Regions from separate parts of the Homo sapiens genome. Here region 2 is linked to region 1. A link is a loop called in an ENCODE intact Hi-C map of the cell type or tissue named here. Cell type or tissue: heart left ventricle. All regions are shown on one strand.

Region 1 (8,000 bases):
TGCCATAAGTTAAGAGTACTCCCAGATAATCTCCAAATTTTAGAGGAACCAGGCAGAGAAAAATAAACATGCTCCAAATTTTGTTCATAGGAGTATACCTTACTGAAGTATTAAAGGCCATAAATAGTTTAAATAAGTTTCCTTGACTCTGAAAACCAAAACAAGGATTAGCAATATTCCAAGAAAAAGTAAAAAAGTTTGCTTTAACTTTCTGATTGCAGTCCATTTAGTTAACTCTTGTTTTGCTTCATATTTGTGAACATGTTAGTGCTTTATGAGTCCCGTACATTCCTTCTCTAGTCCAATGTTACAATCTTCAAAGCTATTAAAAGCCTGGGCAAGAAGGCCATGAGAATCACCATGTTGGGTGGACCCAGTTTCTAATGGCCTGAATTTGCGTATCAAAGATTGCCAGCCTGGCTCTAAGAGCCAGGGCTTTACAAGACACTTTTCCGGAGATGCTTTAAAAAATAAAAAACTTCCCAAGGACACCTTTTTCTATCTGCCTAAAATAATCTCTTATAACTCCTACAACAATAATATTTATATGTGACTTTATATAGATGTAAACATTCAGAGTAAATAAATTGCATGGAATCAAAACAGCTAAAAGTAGACCAAACACATTAATTATAATTGGGATATAGTAACCTCTGACTTCAGATGCTCTACTCTCTCTTTAGCTAACAGACCCTCACATAGTGTAAAATTCTTTTAATAAAAAGCTGTTTATGTTTTATACTAGTTGGCATGCAAAATAGCAGGTATAAAATATATATATGAGTTGCTGGGGATCAAGGTTAATTATGGTCTCATTCACTTGTTAATTCTGGTAACTCTTTGAGAAATGTATATAAGAAATAAGTAATAACTGACACTGAATAGACAATTCAGTTTGTGACACATAAATAAGTTGTCACACTGGTAGGGATATACTTAGAAACTACTGAATTCCCAACTCGTGAATCTATATTTTGCACATTGCTAGTGTTGCAGGGATGCTGGGAGCTTATCATGGTCTCAGTGCCCAGGGAATTTTTCTAATGTTGATAGTCTATGTCAGCAATTTTTAAATGGAGGTTGTATTAGTCAGGGTTCTCTGGAGGGACAGGATTAATAGGATATATGTATGGAAATACATATACTATTATCATATATGTACTCCTTTTCATATGTATGTATGAAAGGGGGTTTATTAGAAAGAATTGTCTCACACAATCACAATTCAAGTCCCAAGATAGTCTCTCTCTGCAAGCTGAGAAAGAAGCCAGCAGTGGCTCAGTCTGAGTCCAAAAGCCTCAAAAACAGGGAAGCCAACAGTACAACCTTCAGTCTGTAGCCAAAGGCCCAACAGCCTCTGGCAAACACTGGTGTAGGTCCAAGAGTTCAAAGGGAAAAGATTCTAGAGTATGATGTTTAAGGGCAGGAGGGACAGAAGGAAGCATCCAGCGCAGGAGAAAGATGAAAGCCAGGAGACTTAGCAAGCCAGCTTATCCCAACTTCCTCTGGCTGCTTTGTTCTAGCAGCACTGGCAACCGATTGGATGGTGCCCATCCACATTGAGGGTGGGTCTTCCTCTTCCAGTCCACTGATTCAAATGTCAGTCTCCTCTGAGAACACCCAAACAGACACACCCAGAAACAGCACTTTACCAGCTATCTAGCCATCCTTCAATCCAGTCAAGTTGACACCTAATATTAATCACAATAGAGATCTCTTATAATAATGTGGGAGATTGAGTGTCCCTAGAATATTATTTTTTCTATAACATTTAAGTTTTTTATTTTTTGAGTCTGATAGCATAAACTATTTTGGGGGTAGAGAGGTATCAACCAAAGGCGTTAACTGAAATAAGCACCAAAAATGCTGTACTGGTATTGCTTTCATTTTCTTTAACCATAAAGATCTTAAAATTGTCATAGGAATTAAAAGAACCTCTCCCTCTCTGAAGGTTTGAGCCTTCCGAAATAACCTAACAATAGACAGATTAACAGGAGAAAAGGCATACAAATTTATTGACATGCACGTATCCATGAGAGCCATATGAAATATGTGACTCAAAGAAGAGCCAGATGGTGGAAGTATAAATATCCCATTTATAGGGGAGAGGGTAGTGGGGGCCTATAGATAATTTTAGAGGAGTAGTAAATAATTTTAGGAGAGATAAATGGGCCCGGGAGGGAGACATTATCCTATAAATGATTCTCTTAGGAATTTCAATGAGCCCAGAGACAGACAGTATCTTGTGACAAAGTCCATCCAGATGTGGTTACATTCCTGTCTTCTGGTAATAAAATTTCAGGGAAGGAGTAGAAGGCAATTGTGTTTTCTTTGGCAGATGTGATCTCAAAGCATAAAGGAATATTAAAGTAAAGCCTTTCCTTGTGCTTAGGGAGAAACAGAGGGTTTGAGACAGGGCTGCAGGGAAGGGGGAGGTCAGAGAGATCTTGAGCCTGCTTCTTTATTTCACCACATCAATGGATCATATTCTGGGATATTATTTTCTGATCCTTAAGATTGCAAACACCTAGTTCTAGCATTTCTTCTCCCCACTGCTCCTTATTTTTCTCCTCAATACTTTTCACTATTGACATACTCTAGCCTTTACTAGTGAAATGTTTGTTTTTGTGATTTTTATGATATAATAATAATTATATATTTGCTCTTTGTCCCTGGTTCCTGGCACAGAACTTCTAAAATTGTTGTAACTTCCTGAGTGGTAGGGGTGATTGAAATGTCTTTGTTATTATATCCGCCCCCCCTCCCCCGCCCCCCTACCCTGCAAACACCCCTGTTCCTGAAATAGCTCAGAAGCATAAAGATGAAAGGAGTATCTTTTGTTATTCATAACAAGCCCCTTTCAACTCTACCTGAGTTTATGTTAATGAGGTGACTTTTGGAAAGTACCTAAGAATACAGGCCTGGTTGCCAAGGGAACCAATCCTGTAATTAGAGGTTAGAACATTCAGCCCCATCCCCCAATCTTCAGAAAAAGGAGTGGGGTTAGAGATTGACTTAATCACCAAAGGCCAATGATTAAATCAATCATGCCTTAATAATAAAGCCTCCATAGAAACCCTAAAAATGGGTTTGGAGAGCATCTGGGTTGGTGAACAAGAAGGCTGCACATGCCAGGAGGGTGGCACACTGGAATGGAAGTTCCTGTGCTTGGGACCCTTCTGGATCTCACCCCATGTATATTTTCTTCTGACTGTTCATTTGTATCCTTTAAAATAGCATTTGTAGGCTGGCTGTGGTGGTTCACACCTGTAATTCCAGCACTTTGGGAGGCCAAGGCAGACGGATCACTTGAGGTCAGGAGTTCAAGACGAGCCTGACCAATATGATGAAACCCCCTCTCTACCAAAAATAGAAAAATTAGCTGGGTGTGGTGGCATGCACCTGTAATCCCAGCTACTCAGGAGGCTGAGACAGGAGAATTGCTTGAACCTGGGAGGCGGAGGTTGCAGTGAGCCGAGATCACGCCATTGCGCTCCAGCCTGGACAATAAGAGCAAAACTCCATCTCAAAAAAAAAAAATTTCTAATTGGTAAATAGTAAGTAAACTGTTTTCCTGGATTCTGTGGGCTGTCCCAGCAAATTGTTGAACATGAGAAGGGAGTCCCATGAAACTCTGACTTGTAGCCAAGTTGGAAAGAAGTTGTGAGTAACTAAGGGATCTTCTATTTGCAACTGGCATCTGAAGTAAGGAATATTTTGTGAGACTGAATCCTTAATCTGTATGGCCTGTTCTAATTCCAGGTGGTCAGGGTCAGAATAGAGTTAAATTGTAGGACACCCAGTCGGTGTTTGCTGATAATTAAGTAATTGGTTGGTGTGGAAAAAAAAACAAAAACAAAAACACTGTTGTTTAGAACTAGAATGAAAACTCCATGAGGACAAGAGTTCTGTCTGTTTTGGTCACTGTTTTGTGCATATAAGAAACTACAAAGCCCACCATTATTCGATTAACTCATCTTTTGCATCACAATTCCTTTTCACCAAGAGAGTGAGCAAGTCTGATTATTCCACCTAGAATCTGATAATTCCACACCTGTGGCATTAGGGGCAGGATTGAATGGAAATGGAATATAGGGTTCCTAAAAGAATGGAGTATTCAACGGAGGAAAATAGAGTCTAGCTCATTATTACTCTGTGAAATAAATTCTCAAGATCTTCATTTTATTAAAAAAGAAGGAAATGATCAGGGAGTTTGAGAAACTTATTCAAGTACCTAAAATAATTATCTGATTGTCAACTGAAGAATGACAAGATTCATATATTTGAAAAGGAGGACTTTATTTTTCATGAAGTGTTGTGGCCTGAAGAGTGGCCATTCTGGCAGACTGAGAAGAGTAGCCTATGGTCAGAAGCCAGAAACAGACACTTTGAGACAGGGACAGAGGGAAGAGGAACTTATGCTGAGCAAGGGGACCAAATATATGTATTTAATAAGCTATATGAGGAGTAATGAATATTTATGAAAGGAGAAACATACGCATGTGCAATTGAGCTTCATGATTCTCTATGGGATCCATGTTCAGAACATAGAGATGTTAGCATGATCCAAGGGTGGAGTTTCTGGCCCTCTCATGTCAAAAGGTGAAGCAGAGGACGGGAAAACCATTACTGATCATCCTCTGTAGACCGGCCAGACCCACTCCATAGTGGATGGTCTCCTACCAGGAAGAGATGCTGATGGGTTGTTTTGTTGGAACTGCAAAAGGAAGGGGCAGCAGTCAGGCCGTTGGTTATACCAACGGTGGAGTCTTCCGAAAGGGCTGGTTTCTGATTAGCCCTTATCGAAGAAAACCTAATGGTGGTTATCGATGGAGAGGCTATAACAAGGTGTATCTGACCTCCCATGTTGTCATGGCTGAGAACTCAGTTTTCAAGGTTGCCTGGCCAAGAAAGGGTCCATTCAGTAGGTTGTGGGACTTAGAATTTTGTTTGTATTTCTCAGATAGAAAATGAACATAACCCCAAGACTTCAGATTCAGTGATTTTTTTTCACAACTGCAACAACAGACTAGATAGAAGTTCTCTAAAGAACATTTCACTTCTTTTAAGATCATGCATGCTGCCATACATGGCCCAGGAATAAACTACACCATTCACTGAGGATAGGTCCAAGGGAAATGGCTAGAATTCTTACTATAAAATTCCAGATTGGGAGAAGAAGCAATATCACGTGGATCAGGCTTCTTGGAAAAGTGAAAAGATTCAATTTATAAAGAAAGTAGCAGTAAATTAGACTAAAATAAATGCATTGGGTATTTTGTCTTCAAGAGATGTTTTTCAAATTTAAATTTTGGAAATCTAGAGAAAGGGCCAGGTGCAAATGGCTCATGCTTGTAATCCCAGCTCTTTGTGGGGCCAAGGCAGGCAGATCACTTGAGGTCAAGAGTTTGAGACCAGCCTAACCAACATGGTGAAACCCTGTCCCTAATAAAACTACAGAAAACATTAGCTAGGTATGGTGGTGCATGCCTGTAATTCCAGCTACTTGGGAAGCTGAGACAGAAGAATCACTTGAACCTGGGAGGTGGAGATTGCAGTGAGCCGAAATGTCACCACTGCACTCCAGCTTGGGAGACAGAGCAAGATAAACAAAAAGAAAAGAAATCTAGTAAAAGGTTTCTCTCTCTTTCTTTCTCTCATCCTCACATCTCTCTCGCACGTGTGAGAGAGGCAAGACATGGTCTCAAAAATATGTAAATATAAACATATGTGTGTGTATGTGTGTGTGTATATAGATAGATAGATAGTTTTTTTAATGGTTTTTTTTTTTTTTTGAGACCGTGTCTTGCCTTGTCACCCAGGCCAGGCTGGAGTGCAGTGATACAATCATGGCTCACTGCAGCCTTGACCTCTCAGGCTTAAGAGATCCTTCTGCCTCAGCCTCCTGAGAAGCTGGGACTACAGGTACATGCCACCATGCCTGGCTAATTTTTAAAATTTTTTGCAGAGATAAGGTCTCACTATTTTGCTCAGGCTGGTCTTGAACTCCTGAGCTCAAGCAATTCATCTGCCTTGAACTTCCCCAAATGTTGGGATTACAGGCGTGAGCCACTGCACCCAGCCTATTTCAATATTTTGAATACATTTCAGAGTTATTTATTTAAATTTACATACACATGCATTAGTCAGGGTTCTCTAGAGAAATAGAACTAATGCTATATACAATATAATATTTTAAATGTATTATATATTATAATATATATAAGAGAAGACTTATAGGAATCGGCTGATACAACTGTGGAGGCTGAGAAGCCATAATCTGCTGTCTGTTTGCTGGAGAACTAGGAAAACCAGTGGTGTAATTCAGTCTGAATCCTAAGGCCTGAGGACAGAGGTCCCAATGGTGTAAGTCCCAGTCCAAATCAGAAGCCCTGAGAACCACTGAGGTTGGAGGGACAATGGCGTAAATCCAGGAACAAGCCTGAAATCCCCCAAACAAGAAGTGCCAATGTCTGAGTGCAGAAGATGTATATCCTCACTGAAAAATATAGAGCAAATTTTGCCTTTTCTCTGCTTTTATCTTCTATTCAGTCTCTCAGCATGTTGGATAATGCCCACGCATATTGGTGAGGACCATCTTCTTCACTCAGCCTACAGATTCAAATGCTATTTTCTTCTGGAAACATCCTCACACACAGACATACTAAAAAATAATGTTTCACCAACTCTATGGCATCCCTTAGTCCTGTAAGTTGACACATAAAATTGACGACCTTAACATATTATGTGAGGACATAAATCAATTTAAAAAATAATGCTAAAAAATGAGATAATATGTGAAAAACTTATTAGACCTGGATTATTTGACTATATAACAAACAAAAATATTAAATATACATTATATAATGTGAATCTTTTGGAAAAATATTTAATGTTTTTAATGATCACAGCATTGACATTTAGCATTTATGGCATCACTCTTATTTTGTCCTATTTAACCTGTTGGATATTATTTTTAACACTCTACAGTTCTGACCACAAGCATTAAAACTTTGTCAGAGGCTGTTAATAATCATTCATCTTTGATGAACAATTGATGAGATGAAATAAACAAAAATTAGGGAGAGCTGCATTTATTTGGATGGAGAAAAAAAACCATTTAAAAAATCTGAATTATTAAACAGTTTTATCTTTTTGCTTGCTGGCATAATCCTACATCATCTCCATTTGAGGTAATATTCTAGTTGATGAATGAAGGTTCTTGCCTATTGAAATAATGAGTATCTGAAACATTCAAGTCATTAGGAGTTGTCCTGAAGGCTGTCTGCCCCCATGGTCCTAAGACCACTCATTTATAACCTGCCAAAAAGTGGATGAATTTTGAGGATTTTAATCTAAGACTCAGAATATACAATAGGAAGGCAGACTTCTTCCTCGTCAGTTTGTACACCCTGTGCCTATACATTAATTTCTATATAATTTAAGATTTCCAGGGTTTCAGTAGACAGTGTTAATGGTGTGTTGCTTCATTAGTGAGAAGATTCAAGGATCTCAAGTGCAAGAAGATATTTAATAATGGATATCACTAAATATCTACTTACATGCAAAAATACACTCCCTAATTGCATGGGATTACAGGGGATTATTAAGCCATCTTTTATATATCAATATTGGTGAACTATGCTTTTTATGTAGAAAATTGCTCCATGTACTCCATTATTTATAAGCCATGAGTATTAAAATGGTCCTTAAACTACATCAGATGAACAAAATTTAGAAATGTATCTCATGACTTATTTTGGAGAATTTAATCCTCAACATTAAAGTTAAAGAAATCTGCCTGCTTTTGAGAATCAAAAAATCCTGAATATCTTTCAATGTGTACTTTATATAATTACTCAAAACTGAACAACAACAACAACAACAAAATAACAACTAAGACTGAGCCACTGTTAGCTTTAGCTAGTGTTTATATTACCATCTTTTCTATTTGTTCTCTCTAGAACTGAAGAACTCTTTTTGCATGGTAACTTTGAACT
Region 2 (8,000 bases), 180 kb before region 1:
AGATCTCAGCTCACTGCAACCTCTGCCTCCCAGGTTCACGTGATTCTCCTGCCTCAGCCTCCTGAGTAGCTGGGATTACAGGTGCCTGCCACCACACCTGGCTAATTTTTGTATTTTTGGTAGAGATGGGGTTTCACCATTTTGGACAGGCTGGTCTCGAACTCCTGACCTCGTGATCCACCCTCCTCAGCCTCCTAAAGTGCTAGGACTACAGGCATAAGCCACAGCACCTGGCTGAAAGTTTTGACTTTTGAAAATTAGACCATGTTGAAATCTTTTTTACTCGTATCTCCTATATTTCATCATTCCTGTATCTCAAGTGTGGACACGGCATTGCCCATGCTAAAATAATAAACTCTTTTTAAAGTAAAGGTTTTCTTTAACTTTCCTCTTGAATTTTTGTAAGTCAGTTTATGATAGTCCCTATCTAAAACAAAAAATTTCTATTTCCATTAAAGTCATTGGTTCTAGAAATGATTGCGGGGCTTTATCCTTATGATTTCTAATCTCTGTGTTCCTATACATAGGGTTAATATTTTTTTCTGTTTTATTTGTCTTGCTTGAGATTTAATTAGCATACTTGTTCTATTTCTCCCACTATCTGTTAAACTGTTTTGCTAGTTTTGTATTCATAATTTCCTCATGACATCCCTTCTCTGATATCTTATCACTAGCTCTGACTTTACAAGATGATTCCTCCTTGATTTATCTCTATCTGATTTTATTTTGTATTTGTTGGAAAGTTCCCCAAGATATAGACAGTCATTTACAATATTTATATAAATATTTTGTTTGTTCCTTATGACACAATTTCATCTATGCAATGAATATTCTTGAGCACTATCCCTCATTCTGGTGTTCCAAATAATGGTAGGTGCTTGTGATACAAAAATTGAAAATATGCTCCAGGATTGTTCTCCAAAAGAAAGTGAAAACATGTGATGAGTGTTATTTTAGGGGTTTTAGCAAGAAATGCATGTGCAACAAAGAAGGAACACTCTACTGTGTCTTTCAGCATAAAATTTAGTAAGGTATTTACAGACAATGCCAGAAAAATAGAGGAATAATATTTCATGAGATGAGGATATTACGAACAAAAATGCAGATGTGTGAGAGATAAAATTTTGGCATTTATTCCACATTTATAATAGGTGAAGCTCTGGTCATGGAAGACATTGTCCAGACTGAGGTTAGCGTAGAAAGAACAGTGAAGCCTGAGGCAGTGATCTCTGAAATAGAAAGAGAATCATGATAGTCAGATACAAGAGAATTTTCTGAGAGATGACAGGAAAACAGAACCCAATGGATCAGTGAGGTGAAGAAGTAAAGGGCTAAAGTACGTTTATTGAACCTGACAATTCTGAGGTTATTTATGTGATCATCAGGATGATTTTTAGTGGAGCAGAGGGAGCATAAGCCAGATTACTGGGATTAGGAAGTAAAAAAAGTAGAGGCAGAGATCTTTCAAGAGGCTTAGATTTGATAGAGTAAAGAAATTGGGAGAGTGCTATAGGGGAATAAAAAATCAAGAGAGAGAAATTGTTGATATTAGCCATACTTGAACATGTTTCTGGATGGAAGAAAATTTGCCGGAAAGGTGAGTGTTTGAATATTACAACTGCTGCTGCTACTAGTAATATTATAAGAATTACAAGAGAATCCGCAATTCCATTTGAGAGGACATTAAGCAAAGACATGAGAGGGTGGAGCATTTTCTTAAATCAAGTAAACTAGCATTTGCTAACATATTGCATATGTGCATGTTTATAGGAAACTTCTGGAACAATGTCTAAACCCAAACAATGACGAATAGTAGAACATCCAGACATCATAATTGGCAAAAGAGGAAGTGTCTTGGCAAGCAAACCCTACTTGCAATGTCAATTATTATTTATTCCAACAATTTCAGACACTGAAATTTTGTTTCAGAAATCAGGGCCCTCCTAATCCTGCATTGCTTTAGCCACCTAACTTCCAGTGAATAACTTTCTTTTGTAATCAAGCCAATTTATTTATTTCAACTATTTCCTTCTGCATCCCTACATTATTATTTTTTATTCTTCATCCTTATATCTTTATCTTTGCTTCTCATATTCTTCCTTCACTCTTTCTTGAAATCCCTCTCTTCTTTTGCCAGCAAGTTCTGCAGTATTTCTAAATAAATTCAACTCTATTGTAGTAAGTGATTAGAAATGTGTTACATGTAGTCACCCTTCCTAATTGTCTTGTTTTCAATTTGTGGATGGAAGAGTATTTGTCCTTTGAGCAGCGAGAGAATCTTAAGCCTCTTTTTTTTGCAGGACTTGAAAAAGTACATAGCTGAAAGCTAGAGATATACTCCTCATTTAATAAGCTGCTTTTTAATTGAAAACACAATACTGATATTATATAAATGGTCATCACCTATTTTGCCTGCTATTAAAGTGAAGTATTTCTTGTTTTCTCCTTATTATATAGCTCACTCCCAGATTTTCATCATCTTCACTCGAATGATATCTTTTCAGTGTCATTTCCCTTGACCACTTTATATGTAATCACAACATCTACACACATATTGCTACGCTCCTATCCCCTCCAAATTTTCTTCCTAAAGTATAAAATCATTTATTTATTTATTTTTTATATTCTATATCCTGAATTATACTCTCAATTACATGAATGCCAAGATTTTAATTGGTTTTATTTAGTGATGTATCTTCAAACACCCAGAATGAAGCCTAACATGTAAAAGAAATTCAATAAATATAAACATACCCAGAAATTTATAATTAATCTTATTACCAACTTTTCCTTCTTCCTTTGCATCTCTACATTCTCTTTTTCTTATTTTTGTCCTCTAAATTCAATATTTTCACAAGTGGCCTGCATTAGTCCATTCTCATGCTGCTACTAAAGACATACCCAAGACTGGATAATTTATAAAGGAAAGAGGTTTCATTGACTCACAATTCAGCATGGTGGGGAGGCCTCAGGAAACTTAGAGTCATGACAGAAGGGGAAGAAAACAGGTCCTTCCTCACATGGCAGCTGCAAGACGTGCCAAGCAAAAGAGGGGAAAGCCCTTTATAAAACCATCAGATCTCATGAGAACTCACTCATTGTCATGACAACAGCATGAGGGTAACCGCCTCCATGATTAAATTACCTCCCACTGGGTCCCTCCCATGACACATGGGGATTATGGGAGCTACAATTCAAGATGAGACTTGGGTAGGGAAGCAGCTAAACCATGTGATGACCAAACTACCACCTCAGTTTAGTATATTTATATAAAATGCTATTGTTCTTAAGTATCTCACCAATGCCCGAAAAGATATTTGTGAAGCCCTATTAATTCAAACAAGTAGTATAAGAGAAGTTTAAACTAGAAATAAACTGGAAACACACTTTTTGGAAACTCTTCTCTTAATGAGCCTTGAAGTAAGTTAGGAAACAGCCTTAATTCCTTAGAGCCACTCTGGTTCCATTTAATGTATTACAAGTTCAGTGGTTAAATAGTACCTTAGTGGAGGGAAGCTGAAACAACTTTTTTATCCTAATGGCAAGGGCTAATTTAATTTTTCTTTCTTTAAAGCTGAGAACAAAGTAGGTCAGAGTGATGAATTAAAGCCAAACATAGTACCTTGGCTTGGCATAAAGGGAAAGTTCTGGTCCAGAATTATACAGAATCTGTACTTGTAGTGCTAAATTTGTGACTATGTAGAGTTAGTGACAAGACTTGTGGGAAAGGAGAAATAAAAAGAAATAAGCAATGAGTCCCTTAGAAAATCTAATCAGAAAAAAAATATGATTTTTCTAGAGTTTATAAATTAGGAATTCTTCGATGCCTAAAAGTCACACATTCTTCATTCACTGAGCATGCTACAAGTTATCATGAGCTCATGCCCTGTCTAGAGCTTGCACAGATATGCACCAAGCTTGTCATAATGGAGAAGTATCTTTGACTTGCATTAACCTCAACGGATCTTGATTCATTGTCCAAGCAAACTGATAGTGTAGCATTCTGAATTGATGTCTAAAATAGATGCTGGCACACTACCGTGACTAGCTCTGTCTTTTGTTTGACTGGTTTCAGACAGATTCCAATAGGTTGTCAAGGAATAGACACGGCGAGCCTTGAGACCTGGTTCTGCCAAGGAACAGGAAACCAGAACTCATGGGAGGCTGACCTTGAATTCCCCCACTTGAGCAATAAACACTCAGGAATGTGTTGAGATTGTTTTGTACCAGTGATTTCACTTGGTGAGCAGGCAGGCACATAGCCAGTTGCAGAAAAATCCAGCATAATGAAAAAGAACCAGGAGAGTATGAAAACTCTCTAAGCTTGGTAAATATTATTTCTCAGATCTGGTGGAAACTTATTCTAAGAAGGCATTATCTGGAGCTGTGTACCTCCTTGAGGGCTTTGGGAATTTGGTAGGCTCCCATGATTGGGAGTATGCCACAATGTTTCTTCTTGTAGCTGTCTCGGTTGACGGAGGTTTCTATATCTTCTGTCACTAAATAAAATTTAAACAAATTATTTCACCCTGCGAGTTGACATCTCTGCATCAGTCAGTTCCTACCTTATTGTAACAGGCCCTTGTACTCAAGATCACACAGCAAATTAAAGGTGAAGTCAAATATATAGGTGCAATTTAGTTTTATTAAACTCCAAACTACTTGTCTGCACTACATTCCTTCCTATTCCTGTCATCTTCTCTGAATCCCAAAACAAACAAATCATTAAAAACAAAACTAAGTTAAACTAAAATTTAAATAATTGTAACTTAAAAAGGAAGCACACAAGCTATTTAATATTTTTTAGACTTATCTTTTGACGCATAAACACCAGCCAAGGCTAAATAAATGGAAGACCTATTAAAACTTAGCCTGTTTCTGCTCATGGGAGGATTGAAGCATGAGCATCCATAGATCTCTTGAGCTCCTACTGCAGCTCCCTCTGTCCTCTCATCTTTGTAACTGCTTTTAGCAGTGAAATGTCACGAAATCCCTTCTTCGACAATGATGCAATTAAATTTAATTGATAAAAGTAAGATAAATAAAAAAGCCACACTGTTTGGAAATTTAACACCTCATTTTATAACATCTATTAAGATATAATTCTTGCAGCATAAAACTTGGCCTTTAAAATGTATTAAAAACTAAATTTTAAATAATGAATATATCTCAAAGAGATCACAAGCATAAGTAAAGCATATTTTAAACTGAATGATAATAAAATTGCAACATTTAAAAACTGGGGCAATACTGATGAAATATTTAGAGAAAAATTTATAATCTTAAAGACTTTTAGTAGAGAGAAAGAAATGTTTACTATCAGCTATCAAGTTTTCACCTTAAGAAGCTAGAGGAAAAAAAGCAAATTAAACTCACATAAGCATAAAAGTACAAATAATGAATCTAAGAGCAGAAATCAATGACATAGGTCAGAAAAACAATAGTCTAAGTGAACAAAGCTAAAAGTTATTTTAATGAAAAGATTAATAAAATAGAAAAGTGCCTTGATACACTGATTTGGAAAAAAGAGAGACAGAATACAAATTAACAATATCATAAATAAAAGATTTACTACAAAACATATTATAGGTATTAATAAACACAAGATTTTTTTTAACATGTCAACAAATCATGTCAACAAAATCAACAATTATGATGTTGTATGAACTCCCCAAAAAACACAACTTACTGGAACTGACACAAGAAGAAATTTTTGAAGAAAACTATATAACTGTATATCTGTTAAAGAAATGACTTTACTATAAGTCATTATAAAATGTCCCACAAAAAATTCTAAGCCCTGGTGGTTTTCCTGGTAAATTCTATCAAACATTAGGAAAACTAATATCAATCATACACAAACACTTCCAGAAAGCAGATGATAGAATAAACTTCAAAATTTATTTTATGTGGTCTGCATCATTCTGATACAAAACAAAAAAGAAGCATTACAATAAAGGTACAGAACAATAATTATTATGGATACAAATGCAGAAACTTTTCATAACATATCAGCAAATTGAATTCATCAATATATAAAAAGAAGATAAAATAAAGTAAGAGGATCAGGTAGTATAATTCATTGCATGACTGGAATGACGGAGAACAAAAACATACAATCTTTTTAATAGGTGCAGAAAATTCACTTGGCAAAGTTCAACATTTCCTAATGAAAAGTACAAATAAAAGAGTACTCCCTGAATTCGATAAAGGGCATCTATAAAAAACAAAACAAAACAAAACAAAACAAAAAACTAATGCTAACATCTTACTTAATGGTAAAGTATGGTATGGTTTCCTTCAAAGATTGGGAGGAAGGCAAGTATAGTCACTCAACTTTTATTCAACAGGGTACTGGAAGTTCTAGCCCACGCTATAGGGCAAGGGGAAGAAATTAAGAGACTGAAAAGACAAAAACAAACTGTCTTTTTCACAGCTGATATATCATATGTGATACCTAGAAACTCATAAGGAATCTTCATAAAACTACTAGAACTAATAAATAAATTACTCAGAATTATTGGATACCAGGTAATGTCCTCATCCCTACATGTAAGAATTGACTCTTCCCTTGGGGTGCCATAACTCTCATCATGGTCTCTGTGACATTCCATACCCTTTTTTCCCATATGTCTTTCCTCTTCTATGAACTCTTTGAAGGGAGCATCTATGTTTTATTAGGCTTTGCTTTTCTTGGACTTGGCATAATTTCTCCCTCAGGGAGACACTTAATAAATGTTTATTTTAAGAACAAATAGGTAAGTTAATCTGCCACTTAACTGTGCCTGATGCCTTTGCAAGTAATTTTTACAATTACACTTTGAGTAGAGTTAAAAACAAAAAATGTCAACAAATGTAGTATAAACATCTGATTGTCATTATTAATAATTCATGAATTAGGCATCTTCCCACCTAAATAAAATGTGGTCTGTTGGGCATGTCAGAAAAGTTGGTTTTTGAAGGTAGGTTGAGGAGGAACAAGGAAACAGAATAATACCAAAAAAATGGATTAGTTAACATTAGCTTGCTTCAGTGACTTTCCTCGCAAGGGATAAAGCAGAGGGGACTTCCTTTTCATGTTGGTTCAGGTTGAGTAGGCCCTTTCTGATTGGTTGTTGGGAATCACCTGATTTTAGGAAAAAAAAAAAAAAAAAGGTCTTTTTGGGGATTTTCCTGCTTTCTTTCTTTCTTTCTTTTTTTAATACTTTAAGTCCTGGGATACATGTGCAGAACATGCATGTTTGTTACGTAGGTATACATGTGCCATGGTAAAGTTATAGTTTGATTGCATGGCACTTAGCTTAAGAAACTTGATTTTGATTTGGTCTACTGATGCCTAGCATAGTAGCTCAGTTCACAACAATGACTTCTTATAATTTTATTGAACAGTTTGTGTTATTACCTCAATTTTTTGAAGAAGATCTTGAAGCTAAAAATGGATTTTCAACTAAAAGTTCATCAATTAGCTTGGAATTAACAAAATGAAAGCTTCCTGATTTAAGGGTATTTCTCTTTCTGCTATAAGTTGTTGCCTAAATCAATAGATTGCTCTGTTGTCTTTTATATTATAAGCTGCTGCCTAAATCAATAGATTGCCTTGTTGTACTTTTGAAATTAGTTTACATCTGTTTTTAATTATGAAATAAATTTTCTCTGAAAAAAAAAGGAGGAAACCTTAGTAATGAATAGGCAGCTTCTCCATCAGCAGACCCAGCTTTGTTTCTTGCTAGGCTCGCTATTCCTTATAGGTCATCATGTCCACAAATAACCTGATAAGTTTTTCTATTCTCCACATACCTGGGAACATACCTTGAGATTTCACTACAAATATTTGTTTTAAATTGTCCACTAACCTCCTTAAAGCTCATTATTTTTAATACAATTCTAATACAAGCTTTAAACTCCGTAATATTTTTGCCAATTTTCTTATTTTATTACTGATATAGGAAGAGATCCCTTTTATACCTTATTTGAGTATTTGTTTTATTTAAAGGCAACAG

What was found. A loop is a pair of places that touch in the nucleus more often than their neighbours do. Peaks named below come from ENCODE experiments on the same cell type or tissue, not always from the same donor. Only the 100,000 strongest peaks of a DNase experiment are listed, where the experiment ranks them.
Region 2: it touches region 1 in a loop (2.1-fold over the local background); 2 of 110 quality-filtered maps call a loop at or near these places.

The regions. Positions count from the first base shown.
Region 1 is chr6:141,150,854-141,158,853 of GRCh38, forward strand. No RefSeq gene overlaps it. Among named protein-coding and RNA genes, the nearest start is that of MIR4465, 470 kb to the left of the region's middle. RefSeq lists enhancers at 2,635-3,248, 2,776-2,935. In heart left ventricle, no CTCF peak of the experiment used is centred here; no DNase peak of the experiment used is centred here; H3K27ac peaks cover 752 bases.
Region 2 is chr6:140,975,804-140,983,803 of GRCh38, forward strand. No RefSeq gene overlaps it. Among named protein-coding and RNA genes, the nearest start is that of MIR4465, 300 kb to the left of the region's middle. RefSeq lists a silencer at 3,949-4,243. In heart left ventricle, a CTCF peak has its summit at 4,988; no DNase peak of the experiment used is centred here; H3K27ac peaks cover 1,999 bases.